Regions from separate parts of the Homo sapiens genome. Here region 1 is linked to region 2. The links are chromatin loops, found by intact Hi-C in ENCODE. Cell type or tissue: endothelial cell of umbilical vein. All regions are shown on one strand. Links, peaks and the distances in the headings refer to the core of each region. The heading gives the core; the rest is flanking DNA.

Region 1 (10,270 bases), core at 2,060-7,059, 60 kb before region 2:
GAACTGCTGTTCCTCCTCTCCAGCCCTAAGCATGTGGTCAAAATCACAGCTACCATCCTTTTCACATGAGTTTACATCCATGGCCATAGTAATTGGCTGAGAAGTGAACACTTGCTCCAAAACTGGCCATGGATAGGACCCCACCCGCCTGGCCATAGTGATTACTCTGGCGCTAGTCACATGACTCAAGACAAACCAATCAGAGCTCTTCCCCAGGTTTTCTTGGACTGGAGCTGGCAAGGAAGAACCCCTTCTTCTCTGGTCAAAGTGCCTTGAGGATGTGAGCTCGGAGCTAGCAGCAGCCATGTCTAGCACCATACGGAGAATCCTGCCTTCAACAGAAGAGAATGAAGCCAACACAGAGGGAAAAGCAAAGACAAGAAGAGAAGGTCCCGACAGTTTTTGAGCCTCTAGTTTTAGTCCCTAAGGCCAACACCAAGGTTGCAGAGGTTACCTTGTACTTCCTAAGGCCCAGCTGTTCTGTGCTTTCTCCAAACCTGTGAGCTCAAGTACCCTTTCTATAAAGTGTCCAACTGGGTCTCTGTCAAATGCTTGTATGCACTCTACTTGGCATGTTCCTCTGAACTGCTATTCTCAAAATGGGTATGTAACAGCTGTAAATTATGTAGCTTATTTTTACCTTGCTCAAGGCTGTTTTTCCATTGCTTTGCCTCATTTCCTTACATCTTTACTCATTTTCTCTCTTCTGAAGATTCTGAAAACAGTAACCAAAACAGAATCAGGCTCACACAGGGCTGGAAAGGCCTCCTCACATCTGCCTTGTTTACTTATTGTCCTGATAGAAACCATTGCTCCATGGGGCCAATTAGCTATTTAAAGGTGAAGGAAAAAATGACTAAAGTGGACCTTTTCAGAGAAACTCTCCACACACTTATAGCCCCTGGCTTAAATCGCCTTAGCAAGTTTTGGAAAAAGGGAGGTCACAAAGTTAAGGACAAAACAGTGATGTCCAATCGAATCCACTGTTGACTTTTACTCAACATGGCAAAAACAGAATTTACTGTCTCTCCCCTAAATTAACTCTCTGTCCAGGAGACCTTATTTTTTACCTTATCATTCTCCTAGTCATCTAGACCTTGACATTGTGTGATTTATCTTTTATTTTCCTCTCTCTAACTGTAGCCAGTAAGATACTGACTCTTCCAAATTATTTTCTTTGAGATATGTTTCATATCTAATCTTTCCTCTCCATTCTCACTGCCTGAACCTATATTCTGAATCCATCACTTCCTCTATAACCAATCTCTCCTTTTTTATTTTAAAATATTTAATTAACAAAAATGATATATATTCAAGATGTGCAATGTGATGATTTGATATACATTTATATTGTATAATGATGATCACATTCAAATTAACACATCCATCACCCACACTATACATTAGATTCCCAGAACTTATTCATCTTATAACTGTAAGTTTGTACTTTTTTATCAGCATCTCTCCATCTCCCCCACCATCCGGCCCCTGACAACCACCATTCTACTTTCTGTTTCTATGAATTTGACTCTTTTAGATTCCAGATATAAGTGAAATCGTATATTATTTGTCTTTCTGTGACTGGCTTATTTCACTTAGCATAATGTCTTCCAGTTCATCCATATTGTCACAAATGACAACATTTCCTTCTTTTTATGCCTGAATAGTATTCCATTTTGTGTGTGTGTGTGTGTGTGTGTGTGTGTGTACACACACATTTTATGTATTCATTCATTGTCTTTATCCATTCATTTATCAATGGACATTTAGGTTGATCCTATATCTTGACTATTGTGACTAATGCTGCAGTGAACATGGGGGTGCAGATATCTTTATGACATACTGATTTTATTTTTAGGGGACACATACTCAGAAGTAGAATTGCTGGATCACATGGTAGTTCTGTTTTTAATGTTTTGAGGAACCTCTATACTGCTTTTCATAATGGCTGTATTAATTTCTATTCCTACCAACAGTGTGCAAGCATTCCCTTTTCTCCACATCCTTGCCAACGCTATTATCTCTTGTCTTTTTGATAATAGCCATCGTAACAGGTGTGAGGTAATATTGCAGTTTCAATTTGCATTTTCCTGATGATTAGTGATGTTGTGCACCTTTTCATATGCCTGTTTGCTATTTATGTGCATGACCAATATTTTATATATTTGTCTGATGTTACTTCCTCACATCCACATCCCCAGCCCAGTGAAGGACCAAGGATAGGCTCCTGACCCAAGGGCCACCAATCTACATTCTGGCCAGTGATCTAAAACAGAACCAGGTATAAAAATATAAACTAGGGCAATCAGATTCTCTCTCAGGAATTTGCCCTAAAAATATGAGGTGGGGGGGAAGAGAAAGAAAGAGAGAGAGAAAGAAACAGGGAGGAAGGGAGAGAGAGAAAGGGAGAGAAATGAAAGAAGTAGGAGCTGAAGCTGAAAGAATACCTAGAGAGGAATATGAAAAAGTCAGAAATATAAGGGAAAAGATAGAAACCTGAAGGCTTGATAGGCCATGCAAACCAAAATTATAAGGGAGCAGGAACAACAAATTAAATAGGAATTAGGAACTATCCAAAAGCTAACCTGGGCAGAGGAAAACACTTAAGGCAGTCAGTAGTGAGGGGGAAGTAGAGCTGAGCCATTTTAATGACAGAACTCTAGGGTGAAAAGTCTTAGAACCCTGCTGAGGTCCCTGAAGCTGCCATGAAGCCAAGTACAATTCCCATGAGGTCCCTCTGCACTCTGGTTTCTGACTTTGCTTCCCCTGAAACCTTTCTTTCTTACTGCTCTTTAACAATACCCCACCACCCCTTTACTTGAGATGACTCGAAAGTGTCTCTATCACTTGCAAACAAAAGAGCCTAATAAAAACAGTTCAAATCAAATATCTGGCTTCTGAGATGTTCATTACCTGGCCTCACCATGCCTTTACAGTCTTCCAGTCCCACAACCCCTCAATGAGAATATCCCACTTCAGAATATCGACTTTGCTAAACCATCACTGCCTATTCTCTGTGTATATATACGGCAGTCAGTTTCTGTCTCCATACCTTTGCTGGCACTTCTGCCACATATCCCCTTACTTGTCTTCACCCCACCAAGTTCTAGTCACCCTTTAAGCCCTGCATCCTCTTGGAAGACTTTCCTAGCTTTGCCATCCTGACATTGCTTCTCCCTGCTCTTCCCCTCGAATCCCTATAGACTAAATTACACAATCTAGCATCTCATTCTGTGCAATCTGCCATCTCATTCTACGCTGTCTTGTTTTTCTCTATTTATGCCAGGTTTTCTATCTCCTCAACTGGTTCTTGAACTCATGAAGAGCAGGAATATATTTCATATTGTTTTCAAGTGCCCCACTGTATCATTATTATTATTCATATTATTATTAACAAATGTTATCAAATATTTGTTGTTTGAGTGGTATCAACATGGAGCACAAACAATCCAACAGGCATATCATAGAACCTCATTACTGCAAAACAATCATTAATGAGAAAACTACACTAATAGGGCCCATGCTGAGTGTGGTCATTGAGGTGCTATCCTAAGAGAAGGGCTGAGCTCAAGGGAAGGCTCCCCTCAGACCCATGGGCCCTGTGAAAGAACCACTTTTTATTTCCTCCAGCAGGGGAGAGAGAAAAGGAAAGGCCTGAGACCTGGGAATGTCAACTAACTGCTTGATATCATGAGAGAACTTACAGCCTACTCTAGGAAAAGCATACAATCCTGACCTCAGCCTTCTTTGGAAACAAGTACCTCAAGGCATAAGCCAGGGAAATGTCAATCTTTCTCCCTTCATCCTGGCAGCTTAGGTTCTGGTTGCCCCTCCTGGGGGAAATGCTCTGGCCCCTCCTCTGAGAACAGCTCTCTTTCTAGGCCAAACCCAAGTCACCTTTGAGAAAAGCCACCATTCAATGTGGGACTTTTAAATATCAAGAGATGCCAAACAGTGCAGAAATCAAGAACTTTCCCTTAGTCAGAGCACTTCCATGCAAGAGGAAAATATGGCTCTACCCAGTGTCATTTCCAAAATTGATAAGGGACCCATACATACATCAGCAGTGCTATTTTGACACTCCATTATGAGTCATAAAATTTCTATTCAACACCCACTTCCTGAGCCCAGGGTATTATTTATTCCAAGGAATTGGTAAGAGGTCTCAACTAAGTGCAGGATAATCTGCTTCTGAAAATCACAGTTAAGAAAAGGGCAAGTTTCTTGTCATCCTCAGAAACTAATATGCAAAAAATAAATCTGACTAAGAACATGTGGGTGGGAAGGTACACGGGAAAGAGGATTTAAGAAAAACTTCACCCATCTTACCCACTCAAAAGCTATTGCTATGCTGCGCCTTTCTTTCTTGGTTTCCTGTTTTTGCTTACAGCAGATAAAACTTGATGGCAATGATCTTAATCTTCTCTGTCAGCCTTCCAAGCTCATTATGGGGAGGGGAAGGGCAGAGATTGTTCCTGTCTTCAGGCGGGAAACCAAAGTTCAAGAAAATGGACTCCAGCAGCAGATGGAAAATGCAGATAGTTCCCAGAGGCTGCTGTGCATACATCTGGAATACCTCCAGATCTGAGACAGAGAAGGAATGCTAATAAGAAATCTAGTTGAAATGAGAACACATGGACACAGGGAGGGAAACAACACACAATGGGGCCTGTCGCGGGAGAGCAGGGTGAGGAGAGCATCAGGAAAAATAGCTAATACATATGGGGCTTAATACCTAGGTGACAGGTTGATAGGTGCAGCAAACCACCAGGGCACATATACACCTATGTAACAAACCTGCACATCCTGCACATGTACCCTGGCACTTAAAATAAAATCAAAAACAAAAAAGATATGTAACTAACCTGCACATTGTGCACATGTACCCTAAAACTTAAAGTATAATAATAATAAAATAAAATTTTTTTAAAAAAGAAATCTAATTGAATATCCGAGAGTGTTCCCTGACCTCATGAATCTGTAGGTGAAAGATGCCAACAAACTTAAAGGGGATTTTTCATTTACTTGGCTGGCCAAGGGTTTGAAATTCTAATATTAAGAATTCAGTCATTTCATTTATCCTTTCCTATATTTGTTTCTTTTTCTCTGGAGTCTTCTTAAAAGGGCAACTACTCATAGGAGGGATTATACACACTCACTAACATTTTAGTGTGATTTAATCTGTCCAATTTTTTCACTGGGTGTATATGAAGAAGAAAGGAAGAGAGAATGTATGCAAAAAAGTCATGCTTTCCTGCATCCTAAAAATGGATTCACAATCATCTCTGCCAACTCATGAACATCAGAATGGGTGTCAGAGGCTATAAAAACCTCCATTTCAGACAATGTCTTCTTTTGGTCAAGGGGCCTGAAAGCTATTGAGTCCTTATGTGTTTGGGGGACAGTTCATTTAAAAAAGTCTAATTAAGAAGTCCTCACAGTGCCACCTCCTCCCCATCCAAAACCTACCACTACACCCCTTAGCAAAGATTATCTGAGCCTCCATGGCTTTACTTGTATTCCCTCAGCCTAGAATGCTAAGTCCCTACTCATTGCCTCAGTAGTAGCTGCTCCTTTTGCCTAGAAAGCTATTCCTCCTGATCTTCACATAAATTACACACTCCTGTCTCAGACAGGCCTTTCTTATCTAACGCATGTCTGCTCTAGCACATTGACAATGTATTTTCTTTATAACCCTTGTCAGCACCTGGTTTCATCTCATCATATTTGTCTCTTACTTGTTTAATGTTTTTGCCCCTCCATACCACCAACTAGAATTTCATGAGGGCAAGAATTGTATCTATTTCATTCACAGATGAGTCTAGAAAAGTGCCTAATCCGTAAGAAACCATACATATTTGTTGAATAAATGACTGGATAGATGAATGACTGAGTCCCTACACTCCACCCCAACCATAACTGAATGCCGCATTATTATATTTTTTAAAATATTGCTCAAGAGGGCCATTCCCAGCAAGACTCACCACTAACCCATTCATTCATAGTAGAAGGAGCAAGCACCCTGGTGATTCTTCATACCAAGCTCCCCTGTTCTAAGTACTGTCTGCCTGGGTATGACTTCCAAGGGAGCAGAGCTAGAGTAAATTCTACTTACTTTCAACAGCCCCAACTGCAGTATCTAACAGAAAGAGGAAATACTACATCATAGTAGCTCACGGAAAGAGAAAATCCTACCTCATAGTACTGGTACTGACCCAATAATGCAACCATAGTGGTGTGGTGTTTTATCACAGCGCTGGTTTTGGCCTCACTGAAATTGGCCACATATGACATTCTTTCAATATGTGGTTTTATGAAATCTCCTAGTACTAAGGACATAGGCAGGAAGATCCAGGGCAGAAAGCCAGGATCCAGAGAGCCAGCAATATGTTAAAGTAAGGGCTTAGACTAGGCAATAGGTTAGTACCTAGGCAAGGAGGTTGCCAGGGATCAAGAGGCACATGTGAACTCAAGGTCAAGGCAAGAAGGTGAAAAGCTGTAGGCTTTCAGTCTTCACAGCCCAAATCCATCTGGTACTCTAAGATACTCTAAGGTACACTAAGGATTCCCTAACAAAGGGTAGGGAAAGGCCTCTGGTCAAGACATATATATATATGTGTGTGTGTGTGTGTGTGTGTATATATGTGTGTGTGTGTGTGTATGTGTGTGTATATATATGTATATATACATATATATACACACACATACACACACACACACACATACACACACACACACACACACACACACACATACAGAATCCTGAAGACCTGCAGAAACCAAATAGGACAAAGTGAGAAAAAGAAAAAAACTAGAAGTGCTAGGCTCATAGAGACCCAGATTTAGAAGCCAATTCCTGTCCTGATCAGGAAGTTTCTTAGATGTTTCTTGTGATGAAAGAACCCTGTATGAGAAAGCAAGGAAGTGAATCAGCCAAACTTGATTAGGAAGGATAAGGAACAGGGTGAACAATAAGAATAAGGGCAAATTCTATAAATAGTTTTGTTGGAAATAGGTAAGCTCTGACTCTAGAGAAGCAGGGGTGTGAGGGGGAGGTTGTCAGAAGTCTTCAGCATGTAGAAACCAAAGTTACTATCAGTCAACACGTGACTAGGTATCAAAGAAGGAATGGCATTGTAGGAAACTGGCTCTGCCATGGAATCCTGATGACCTTACCACACATCCACATAGAGCATGCAGGCAAAGGCTGAACCACAGACTGAGTCTTGGTGGAACGCATTGTGCTATTTCTGGAACATTAGAGGACTAGAAGCCTATAAGGAGCTGCTACGAGGAAGTCTCTCACTCACTTCCCTCCCTCTCCTGGAGGGGCTGCAATGAGATCGTTTCTCATCACCTGCCTGATTCTGATGAGGTATGGGGTTTTCTGCTATGCCCCCCTTAGAACATAAAACTGCTTTTATGTATAATACATAAATGTACATTTAAATTTATAAAATATAAATTTTATATAAATATAAAATACAAATAAAAGTTATAAATATAAATTTATATTATTACGTATTATGGTGAATACAAAGCTACAGAACATAAAACTGCTTGGAGGCACCCTGGAATAGGCTCCTCAGCAATGGGGTATCCCACAGTGTGCAATGCAGTCATCCAGCCTCTTTTCTTTCCATGTCATCCTTTGTAGCGTATGGGACAAGGATCACAGGGATCTGGCACTTTAAGGCTTATTCTGCTTTCAGCTGTCTATGTAAATAATAAACTGTCTAAATCTAAAAGTGGTTCATTGTATCTTTACTGGTCAGATCAGTCAAGCCTTCGCCTTGACCTTGTATTATATGTGTGAGATTGACAGGCTTTGGACAAAAAGAGAGACAACCTTTTCATTTGTAACATGATGTTTACTGTGAAGGAATTTCCTGCTGAGAAGTTTGGGCTAAAATATTCAGACATGAGTTAATCCCCCCTGAAGAAATCCTGACACAGTCCAAACCCACTACTGAAACCAAACTTAGCTCCATGCTGACACACATCTACTTTGAAGCTATTGGCCATTTGCTACAGGGGGACAGGGTATCCCAGCAATGCAGTCTCACAGGGCCCACAGCCATTGTCTCTATAGAATCACAAAAAGTCATGTCCAGCTCTCACTTCAGGCAAGTCTCCACTTTACTCGTCTCAACCCAAGGCCAACTTGCAAAGATTTATAGAAAAGATCCACTGTGTTCTCTACTACTTCAATCTTTGATCTACTGGACATTCTTACTTAAGTTTCATGATTCTCACACTGTATTGATGGCCAGCAAGATCCTTCTGTGTCCCTACAAAGGCAGGGAGCCCAGTACTGAACACACACAGAGTGGTTGGCATGTATAGCACAGTCCTGGACCTCAGGAATTTATATTCCAAGGAGAATGTCAAACTGAAACACAAAAACAAACATTTAACTATACAATATATGGTGCTATGTAATAAAAAAAAAAGTGCAAACCAGGGGTTATAGAAGTGAAGAAGAGAAGGGAGTATTTGCTTCCAACTATGGGGATTAAGGATGACATCATAGTGGATATGTCATTTGAACTGGACCTAGAAAAAGTAGATAAAATGTCAATAATCAGAGAAGAGAGGATAATTGAGCAAACAGAAACAAGCAGAAAACATAAAAAGACCCTAGAATAAAAATAATTCTAGGAACAATGGAGATTTTTTTAAATTCTAATTATTTTCTTCAGACTAGTTTGAAATGATCTTTGCATCTATGAAATATTGACAAGATAGGCTGGGCACAGTGGCTCACGCCTGTAATCCCAGCACTTTGAGAGGCCAAGGCGGGTGGATGGCCTGAGGTCCGGAGTTCGAGACCAGCCTGGCCAACATAGTGAAACCCCATCTCTACTAAAAATACAAAAAATTAGCTGGGCGTGGTGGCAGGTGTCTGTAATCCCAACTACTCAGGAGGCTGAGGCAGAAGAATTGCTTGAACCTGGGAGGTGGAGGTTGCAGTGAGCCAAGATCTCACCATTGCACTCCAGCCAGGACAACAAAAGCGAAACTCTGCCTCAAAAAAAAAATGAAATAAAATATGGACAAGATATTACAAGCAAAAAAACAGAGAACAAGAAGAACCTTTGGAATTTAAAATATAATTGCCAAAACAAGAGGGAATGGATAGTGAGTAAATGGTAAATGTAAATGAATATAAGGATAACCTAGTCATTCAAAATATTGAACAGTTAAAGGGAGGAGAGTGAGATGAGAGCAGGCCGGCAACAAGTAGAATAGTAATAACAACAAAATTAACAGCAGCAGCTATAGATTACTTTGCTCCTACAAAGTGCTAGTTGCCTTACATATAGTACTTCATTTACTAATCACAAAACACAGCAAGGTAGGTATTGCTAGTAATCAATTGTACCAAATGGTGACTATAATAAATAATAACACATCGTATACTTCAAAATTTCTAAAAGAATAGGTTTGAAATGTTTTCACCACAAAAAAAGTATATGAGGTGACTGATTTGTTAATAGGCATGATTTAATCATTTCACAATATTAACATGTATAAAAATATCACATTGTGTCCTATAAATATACAATATATACAATTGTTATTTGTTCATTTAAAATAAAACAAAAAATAATAACAAAGAAACTGAGGCTCAGAGAAATAAAGGATCTTGCCTAATGTCAGACAGGTAGCAAGTGGCTATGGTATGTTGGCCTCCAAAACTATTGCTCTTAACTACCTCACTTGCAGGAAAGCAGAGGGGAAGCATCAAGGTAAGGAAGAGGTTGAAGGTGTCAGACTAAAAGGTCCAGACCTTCAACCTCTTTATGTATGGAAACAAGGTCCTTGGCTGTGCATGGTGGCTCATGACTGTAATCCCAGCACTTTGGGAGGCTGAGGTGGGTGGATCATGAGGTCAGGAGTTCGAGACCAGCCTGACCAACATGGTGAAACCCGTTCTCTACTAAAAATACAAAAATTAGCCAGTGTGGTGGCGCGCAACTGTAATCTCAGCTATTCAGGAGGCTGAGGCAGGAGAATCGCTTGAACCTCGTAGGTGGAGGGTGCAGTGAGCCAAGATCATGCCACTGCACTCCAGCAGCCTGGGTGACAGAGTGAGACTCCATCTCAAAAAAAAAAAAAAAAAAAAAAGGGTCCTTCAGGAGTTGAGGAGGGATAAGTTCTCTGGAATGAGTTGGGAAGTGGCAAGGTGATGGAAAATCAGCCTTCTGGGAAATGGGGGAACGTTTCTTCCTCCAAGACTATGAACACTGCTGAGAGGGGACCCAGG
Region 2 (10,270 bases), core at 2,349-7,348:
AAGGTATTGGATTGTTCATTGTTTACTAGCCTCCAGGCATTATTACACAAGCTAGCTTGGGAAAAATGGTGACTGCTACAGAGGCTTGGAAAATGTATAGGACACTTTCAGATTTAAAGCTGCTCCTCCCAGTACTACTTGGCCCACACAGCACACAGAAAACAGACAGGCAAGGTGGTGGGCAGGTGGGTTTCACTGACACCTCCCGAAAGGGACATCATCTGAAAGTGACCGCAGGCCTTGGGGCTCTGGCTTTACAATTGTCAGCAGCTCATAGATTAAGCTTTAACAGAGGAATCCTGTCTGGTTATGGCTCTCCCAAGGCACCTAAGCTTGAAGTCTCTCACCATTTTATTCATTTAATCAACAAACATTTAATAAATTTCTATTGTGTGTCAGCGAAACTGAGAGAGCAGTGGAAAAAACTGATACAATCCCCAAACTTGTAGAGCTGAGGGACTAATGGGAGACACAGACAAGGAAATGAGCAATTACAATACATGATGTATAAGTGTAAGTGCTGGCCGGGTGCGGTGGCTCATGCCTATAATCCCAGCACTTTGGAAGGCCAAGGCAGGCGGATCACCTGAGGTAAGGAGTTCGAGACCACACTGGCCAACATGGTGAGAACCAGTCTCTACTAAAAATACAAAAATCATCCAGGCATGGTGGTGCACGCCTGTGATCCCAGCTACTTGGGAGGCTGAGGCAGGAGAGTCGCTTGAATCCGGGAGGTGGAGGTTGAGGTGAGCTGAGATCATACCACTGTACTCTAGCCTGGGCAGCAGAGTGAGACTCTGTCTTAAAAAAAAAAAAAAAAGTGTAAGTGCTATAGGAGCACAAGGAAGAACCCCTCACCCATTCCAAGAGCATCTGGGAAAGGACCCCTATGGAAACTGAGGTCTGAACTGAGGCCTAAACGATGAAAAGGAGTTAAGGGAAAAAAGCTGTTTTAAGCAGAGGGAACATGTCCCAGTGACCAGAAGGGAATTTGAGGAGTAGAGGAATGGAGGCATGGAGTTCGAGGGCTAACCATCATCATGCATAGCATTTAGCTAGGATGTCCTGTGGGCCAGTGCTTTGCTAAGCATTTAGCATACATTGTCTCATTGGAGCCTCACAGCATCCCTCAGATGAGGCACAGGGAGATTAAGAGCCTTACCAAAGTCAAACCTCTGGTAAGAGATGAAGACAGAATTGAACCCCAGCCATCTAGCTCCAGAGCCAACATTCTTAACCTCCACTCTATAAAGCGAAATCTATATCTCAAATGAATAAAACAAATGGTGGAACTTCAGCACAGGACTCTAGCCTTCACTCCTGGAGCCACCAACCCCAGCCATAGGTCCAAATCTATCCCAGCTTCTGGCCCTTTTCTGACCTCAGAACCTCTGTCCAGTCCCTGGTTTCTTGCCAATTACCCGTGCCCAGTCATGACTCTCCCTTTCTGCTAGATCCCTGGTCAGCATGTCAGGTTCCCAGAGCTGAGACTGACTCCCTAATTCTCATGAGAACTAAAGTCTTTCTTGCCTCTGAATCCCAGTTCCTAGTCCCCTCTTATCAGACCAACTGGTATCACACTATGCCTCCTTCTCTGGATTTCTTACTATTCTGGTTTCATTGACATCTGCAGATCACTTCCGTGTCTCTGTATTTCTGGCCGATCTCTAAGGTCTAGCCATCCTCAGTCTAGCCTGACCCGAATTGGGAGGAGAGAAGTGGAAAGAGACAGAGACTTGTGAAGGCAGGAAGGGCAACTGTATGAGAGGCTGAGCGAGTGGAGAGATTTGAGAATATGGGTAAGGCTGAGGCTGAGAGCCTAGAAGCAGAGCTGGCTTTATTCTTAGGTGGAGTATGTGACCCAGACCCTTCCAAAATACCCTATTCCAATAGCTACTTGGGGGAATGAAATCCCTTTAAGAGGATGTTTGCAAAGAACTGAGAATATAGAGCCCAGGTGAGGAGAAACACCTACTGTACTTAATGTTACAGTAGAGTACATGCCTTTCTAAATGTTCACTTTGGTTGAGGAGGACACTCAGTATCTGAAAGAAAAAGGGAGAGAACCTTGTAGTGAAGAATTGTAGCCAAAAGGGAGAGTTCAAGAATATTCACAGGCATAGATATCCCAACCAGGCAGAGATGACAACTTGACTCAGGTCCAGCCTTGCCTAGACATAGTGCCTTCATCATACTACAGATGTGGTTTCTTTTTGGATGTGGTTTCTGACTTTGTTTGAGCAGATGGCCCTGACAGAAAACTTAACATTATCTGCTGTTTATTATGCACTGCCCTGTAAGACCACCACATGTGTGATAGTCCCTACAATATAGGAAGGAGCCAATTGAAGAGTTCATATTTTGGGCAACTCTACTCCCTTTTTCCTACTCCAGAGTTTAGGGACAGCTGTTGAGCAAATGGAGGAGGCAGTTAGAACTAGCCCAGGGCTTCTCAAATTTTAGTGTACACATGATCACCTGCAGGTCTTGTTAAAATGCAGATTCTGACTCAGTAGGTTTGGGGTGGGATTCAGAGTTTGAATTTCTAAGAAGCTCCAAGGTAATGCTAATGCTATCAGTTGGGGGGACACACTTTAGATAGCAAGGCTATTTCTGCCATTCTGCATTCTAATACATTAACCTGCTTCCTCATAACCTGTGAAGTGCTGAACAAATATGAAGGAATCATATTGCACTTTTATTTGATGAACCTGCCAACCCTAAATAGAATGAACAAATAAGCCCCATGAAGGAGAGAGAAGAAGTGGTGGCTGCCCATTAACAACAACAACAACAGTAAAATTATACAGGCCAAGAGGGAGAGTTATATTTTCCCCAAGTTTCCTACAGCTGTTTATTGGTCATGGGGCGCATAAAACATCTTATGAATGTTTCACTGCCGAAGAAAAATTGCTTCAAGCTGAGCTAGGATAGGAGTTAGGTATTACCATGGATATGAATATATTTTCACAGTTCAGCTCAATTACCACATTGTTTATCATGTTGCTTTACAACATTGCAGACTATTAAAGCTACTTTTTCATTTTACAGTATAGGAAACTAAGGCTGGCCAGGCAGGTGATTTCAATTTGCTCAAAGTCACATGGCTAGTTAGTATCAGAACTGAACTAGAACCACCCAATGAGCACAGTGCTCTTTCTACTGCAAGGATTTGTTAAAATAGTGTCTGAACAGGGGAAAGATTTTAAGTTAATTGGTCACAAGTGGTCCCCATACCCTGCTGTGGGGAGCTTAGCGGAGGTTCCCTGAATAAAAACATAGTTTGGGACTGGAGAAGAAATTTTCCAGGCTCTCGGTCACTCAAACAAATAGACATCTTTTTGAGCATGGATTGCCCATTTGTTTATTCAACAAACACTTGTTGAGCCCTGTGCTGGCTGGGGATAGAAATTTTTTTAAAACCCACAGTCCCTGCCTTGACAGAGCTTAGAATCCACTGAGGAGAGACTGATGTATAAATACTAAGTTCAATAAACTCCCATAGCTATTGGGGGGGGGGGCACAAGAGATGGTTTCAGAAACGAAGTAATCAGCCAAAAAGGAAAGCAGGCCAGCTAATCACTGAGCATGATGTAAGGCAGAAACTTAAGTGCAGTATGGTCAGAGTTTAGTGTAAAGAGGGAGGGAGGGATCTTTGTAAGCTACAGAGTTCACGGAAGGCTTTTTGGAAAGGTTAAGTCTAGAAGTAAGCTTTGGAGTATGTGTAGGAATCATATAACCAGAGAGGATACTTCAGATGAGGAACAGCATGAGCAAAGGTAAAGATACAAGAAAGTATATTGTCTATTTGGGGATGGCCCTTCAGATATTAAGTTTAAAACTGTTCTTAAATCACCCTTCACCTTTTGCTTCTCTTTTGCCTTTCCTATAAGTACCTCTGGCCAGCAGGTTACATTTGAATTGTTTCTTTACTCTCCAACTTCACTCTTCATGCTCACTGTGCCTCTGGTAGTCTGCAAGGCCACCATGTACAGTTGTGCATGTTGTTCACTGCACAAAGGATACCCAGTCATGGAGGTGAATGGGGGCTGAAATCCATACTGCACTGTACTCACCAAGTAATGCTTTCCTTTCCTAGTTTGATACATGTGCTTGCTAGGCCATGCCCCCAACCCAAAAAGGAGCACTTTTTCCAGTTTACAGAAAGGTACCCTAGCAGTGGCTGAGGCACTAAATCATATGTAGATGAAAGGTAAATAAGTGAGGTAAATAAGATTTATCTCTGATTTGTTCCAGCTTCAAGTCTTTACAGCTGAAGCCACTAATGAAGCCACCACAGTTCCACCACAGTTTTTATGCTAATCATGACTAAAGTAGGAAAAGTAGCAAGAGCCCCAGGGACCCTTCAGGAAGCTTAGAAGTGTCACTTCCCTGGATCCTGCATGAGGTGACCCAGAGATGACCTATGCCTGATGTGGCTCCCTTGATTTCATTTCTCTCTAATCCTAAACTGGATGACTAAGTGGTACCATTTCCCCTGACTCAGTTATTCTTTCTCATAAGAAAACTACACTTCTGTATGACTCACAACCAAGCTTATTCCTTATTTCTTATCTCCCCTACCTGGCAGTACCACCAAAATCATCCTTAGAAATCAACTGGACACGCACTTGCCATACCCACCTACCATGGTTGGTAGTCTTGTGCCAAATCCTGACTCCCTTTTCCTTCCCACCTGTCCTGTGCCACCAAGAGCCACTCTTCCCCACAAGCTACCAATCGGAGCTTTCAGACCTCCAAGTTTCCCTGGCTTTATCAGGCTTAAAGGGCTAAGCCTCTATAATATAAAAACCCAATAGTACAGGGAGTCAAAGAACTCACCACTTGTCAAGTTTCTCTCCACTTGACAGTCCAGAGCACATAGGTGGCCTACTCAACTCATTCAGTCACTCATGGACTTGGGTTGATTCCTTCATGTTTCTCTGCCCTTCTGTAAGGCAACAGCCTTATCTGCCAGTTTCAAAGCTGAGTAATGTGTGCTATGGGCACATCCATATTTCTTCTGTTAGAGGAAAAAAGTAAAGAGAAGCACATGTGCAAAGTTTAAAGAGCTGGGCCTAGAAAAAGCACACATCACTCCTACTTACATTTCACTGGTCTCAGAGCCACACCAGACCACAAAGCGGGCTGGAAAATGTACGTAAGTACCTAGCTGGACATCCTCACCCTGGCTACAGGTCTATTATTAAGGAAGATGCCAAACTATCAGTAAAAAGCATCTATTTTGTCATAATTTTTTACCCATGATAGAAACTTCATGATCAAGTATAATAAAGTTCAACCAATTTAAATAGAATCAAACTTAATGTATTAATAAATGTGTTTAAAGCATAGCATATACTTTTCCCTTACGCACTGTTTCTCAAAGTGTGGTGCATGGACTCTGGGTGATCCAGGGCCACTGATCATTCCCAGAAACCTAGCCAGTGACAGAGGAAAAAGCAATAATATTATTTCTTTACATACCTTCCACATATTTGAGATGTAAGGCTAATTATGATTTTTTACAGCAATCACATTACATTCTTTTTGTCAAATTACATTCTTAACCATCCTTATGTATTTTTTTTTTGAGACATGATCTTGCTGTGTCACCCAAGCTGGAGTGCAGTGGTGCGATCCTGGCTCACTGCAACCTCCACCTCCCAGGCTCAAGCAATCCTCCCACCTCAGCCTCCCAAGTAGCTGGGACTACAGGCATTCACCACCACACCTGGATACCTTTGGTATTTTTTTGTGGAGACCAGGTTTAGCCATATTGCCCAGACTGGTCTTGAAGTCTTGAGCTCCAGTTAAGAGAATAAACTTCCGGCTGGGTGCGGTGGCTCACGCCTGTAATTCCAGCACTTTGGGAGGCCGAGGTGGGTGGATTGCCTGAGGTTAGGAGTTTGAGACCAGCCTGACCAACATGGTAAAACCCCATCTCTACTAAAAATACAAAAATTAGCCAAGCGTGGTGGCACATGCCTGTAATCCCATCTACTCAGGAGGCTGAGGCAAGAGAATCACTTGAACCCAGGAGGCAGATGTTGCAGTGAGCCGAGATCATGCTACTGCACTCCAGCCTGGGTAACAGAGAAAGACTCTGTCTCAAAAAAAAAAAAAAAAAAGAAAAAACTTTTGAGGAGGTCGAGGACCCCGAGAAATGAGGGGGTTTGCCTAATGTCAAGCACTGGGTGTGCAAACCTGCAGCTGCTGTGACAGTTTCTGGCAGTGAGTCTCTGACACGAACAGCTCCCTCTGTTCAGGGAGGACCCGGGCACCCTCACTTTGAGTCTTGGTCTTACTTTTCATCTAAAAGGGTGGAGCGGATCCCCAGCTTTTTCAGTTCTTCCACCAGGTCCCCATTCTGGTGCATCTGGGCTCCATTCCTTTGTTCTTCCCTCTAGCTGAGGAAAAATAACCACTAACCCTGAGGAGACAGCCTGTGAGGTTTAGCTCATAACTGACATGTGGGTCAAGTGAGGCAAACTGAATAGACTCCAACATCATAGCCTGGCATTGCTATTTACCCCCCTCTAGTAAAAACAAAATTCCATCTAGTTCATGACATCTGAAAGGAGGTATCTCACGCTGCCTGCTTGGAGGGCAATTCATTTGGAAATCTCTCTGGGAAAGCACAGAGCAGAGCTGATTTATGGCACCACCACAGGGTATCACTGCAAGCATCAGGACCAAGTGGAGGAAGTGCCACTGCCCAGCCCTGAGGCCAGCATTCCAGCCTGTGAACAAATCCTGTGGGTTGGAATGCTGCTGCTAACCCAATGAGATGGACTGCTGGCCCACGCGGCAGCCTCTGACAACACTTAACTGTGAGAGACCTGGGCTCTGGGGAGGCCTCTTCCTGCTGAGTCACGGCGATGTGACCACCAGGGTGGGAACCGAGCCCAGGAAAAGTTCTTTCTGGACTAGGTCGACCCTTGTGCAGATTACTGGTTCATGCTGAGTGCTTTTCCCTGAGACATCAGGGCCTCTGTCACCCTTTCCAGACCAGCCCCTCTGGCCACTGCCATGCCAGGATGTATCTTATGGCACTCTTGGGACTCTAGGGTGAAGAACCCACCAGATTTAGAAATTTTGATGACTCAGGTACATGGAAATGTGAAGGTCTCTCAAGCTATCAACAAAGCAAACAAATTTAAAAAAATGAACAAAATCTCTATCAGGGCCTGGCGCGGTGGCTCACGCCTGTAATCCCAGCACTTTGGGAGGCCGAGATGGGCGGATCACAAGGTCAGCAGATCGAGACCATCCCGGCTAACACGGTGAAACCCCATCTCTACTAAAAATACGAAAAAAAATTAGCCGGGCGTGGTGGCGGGCGCCTGTAGTCCCAGCTACTCAGGAGACTGAGGCAGGAGAATGGCGTGAACCCGGGAGGCGGAGCTTGCAGTGAGCCGAGACAGCGCCACTGCACTCCAGCCTGGGCGACAGAGCGAGACTCCGTCTCAAGGAAAAAAAAAAAAAAAAAAGTCAATGGGATTTTTGGGGCAGTAAAATTATGTTGATTTTTCCTCTTTTTATTTTGCTGTATTTTCCAAGTTTTATATTACTTTTATGTTGGAAAAATAAACTTTACTAAGGAAAAAAGGTTTGTCGAATATTAAAGTAACAATAAAAATAAGCCTGTGTGTGTGTGACAATATCATATAAGCAGTCGAAAATGCAAATATGAAGTAAGAAGATAAATGTCTGAAAATTTGATTTTATTAGACCTGCCATCCATTTGCCCCAGTCTCCAGCATGCTCTTTATAATAAAATGTATCAAATTGTAGCACGAAGTCATCAAAGCTTTTACATAACTTTCTTCCTGTGTTGGCAGTTTATTTAAAAAAAAAAAAAAACCCAGTTATCACAGTTTCTTCTTTGTCCATCGTTTTCCATAACGGAAGAAGCTATACATAATTTGGGGGAAGATATTGTCTTTGCAGACTGACATATTTGCAGAGGGGTCATGAATAATGATTCCAAAGCTCCTAGTTTAACTCCTGAATCAGGCAAAAAATAAATGGCAATATAAGAACAAATTTTGTTTACAGCAATATCATAATACAGCATTGAATTATTACAGTGCAGTGGTTGTAATTAAGCTCACAATAAAATCTTATTAGCCCAAACACCAGACAACCTAAAATCACCCGACTGCTCACGAACGGAAATGATCAGTGCAACGCAGTTGTCTCAGTAGTGAAAACCAAAATCGGTAAGGTTTTTCTGGCAGTGAGTCTCTGACACGAACGGCTCCCTCTGTTCAGGGAGGACCCGGGCGCCCTCACTTTGAGTCTTGGTCTTTCTTTTCATCTAAAAGGGCGGAGTGGATCCCCAGCTTTTTCAGTTCTTCCACCAGACCCCCATTCTGGTGCATCTGCAAAAGAATGTCACAGCCCCGCACAAACTCGCCGTTGAGGTACACTTGCGGGATGGTGGGCCAGTTGGAATAGTCTTTAATGCCTTGTCGCAGCTCGGGGTCGTCCAGCACTTCGTAGGCCGCATAGTCGCGGACGCCGTGCACCCACAGGATCTGCACCATGGCGTTGCTGAAGCCGCACTGGGGTTGCTCCGCCGTCCCCTTGAGGGAAGACAACCACTTTGTCCTTCACCAGTGCGTCCAGCCGCTCCCCTGAAACACCACCGCCCGCACCCGAGCCCGCCGCTCGGCCGAGGGACCCGCTCATCCCTGCATGCTCGCCGAAGCCCACGACGCCCCAGGTCTTTGGCTGGCCACCTAGAGCTCTCCTCGGCCCACGGCCGCTTTTACATAATTATTAATCAAAGTACAGTTAACCCTGTGATAAACCAATTGAATATTTTGAAAGCAAGCACGAAGTAATTCTTTGCTGTATGAAGTTGATGAATATTGTGACGAAGGCAGGGAAGATATAAAAGCTATGGGGGTTTCATTCAACGTTATTAGACCTCTTGGCAAAACAAGTACAAATCACTTCATTGCCAAGAAGCTTATAAAACCAGGCACAATATCAATGACAAAGTGACTTAGAGAAAGCAGAGTGAGTCATCAGCAGAATTTTTATAACAACGTCATAGGACATCCGTAATATCTATGGCACACAATATAAAAGGCAATTATTATCACATGTGGACACCAGCAGATATTCTACTTTAGAGACAGGTAAAAACACGGATATGCAGACTCTTGGCATAGGAGTGGTATGTACACACACAGACACACACACGCACACACACACAAACACACACGGGAGAAGTGCTCCACATTTTTGACACTGAAATCCCATGCTATAAGAGAAAAGAGGTTTTTTTTTTAAATTATGCTTGTTACCTTAGATACAGATTTTCATGCAGTTGTTGTAAGAAATACTGCAAAGAGAAACCATGTACCATTTTCCCGGTTTCCCCCAATGACAGTGTCTTGCAACACCATACAGTATCACAACCAGGATATTGGCATTGATACAGTCAAGATACAGAATGGTTCCATCACCACAAGGATCCCTCATGTTGCCCTTTTATAGCCACACCCATTATCTCCAACTCCACCCCCTTCTTAACTCCTAGCAACCACTCACATGTTCTCCATTTTTATAATTTTGTCATCTCAAGGATGTTATACATTTGGAATCATATATAATCGGGTCATTGCCTTTTTTCACTTAGTACAATTTTTGTAAATCCACTCAAGATGTTGTACATATCAATAATATGTTCCTTTTCATTTGTGAGTAGTGTTCTATGCTATGGATATACCACAGTTTGCTTAACCATTCACATGTTGAAGGACATTTGGGTTGTTTCCAATTGGGGGCTATCAGGAATACACTGCGGTGAACATTTGTGTACAGGTTCTTGTATGAACATAAGTTTTTAAATCTCTGGGATAAATGCCCATGAGTGTAATTGCTGGGTTGTATGGTTGTTGCATGTTTGGTTTCATTAGAAACTGTTCAACTCTTTTCCAGAGTAGCTGTACCATTGTACATTGCCACCAGCAATATAGGAGAGATCTAGTTTCTCTTCATAAAAGGAAAGGTTTTTAATTTAGTTAACAAGTGGTTTTTTTTAATGAGTCATGAAGTAGATTGGAAAAGGGGCACTGCGGCCAATTCTGAAGAGCATTAGCCATGACTGCCGCCCAGAAATATGTAGCAAATAAAAGAGGTTGCACCCGTATGTGAAGCCACTCACGACTTGATTAACAATGATCAGCAACATGCCTTCTGATCACAGTTCAGTATTGAAAAAAACAAATACTGTGAGTATAATAAAATTTTG

What was found. Peaks named below come from ENCODE experiments on the same cell type or tissue, not always from the same donor. Only the 100,000 strongest peaks of a DNase experiment are listed, where the experiment ranks them.
Region 1: it touches region 2 in a loop (9-fold over the local background); 1 of 110 quality-filtered maps calls a loop at or near these places.

What each region holds. Positions count from the first base shown.
Region 1 is chrX:120,791,546-120,801,815 of GRCh38, reverse strand. No RefSeq gene overlaps it. Among named protein-coding and RNA genes, the nearest start is that of CT47B1, 79 kb to the left of the region's middle. In endothelial cell of umbilical vein, for the core only: no CTCF peak of the experiment used is centred there; DNase peaks (open chromatin) are centred at 4,115 and 4,465; H3K27ac peaks cover 3,882 bases.
Region 2 is chrX:120,731,421-120,741,690 of GRCh38, reverse strand. It overlaps the pseudogene GLRX5P1. Among named protein-coding and RNA genes, the nearest start is that of C1GALT1C1, 110 kb to the right of the region's middle. RefSeq lists an enhancer at 4,005-5,204. In endothelial cell of umbilical vein, for the core only: no CTCF peak of the experiment used is centred there; DNase peaks (open chromatin) are centred at 4,460 and 6,780; H3K27ac peaks cover 3,559 bases.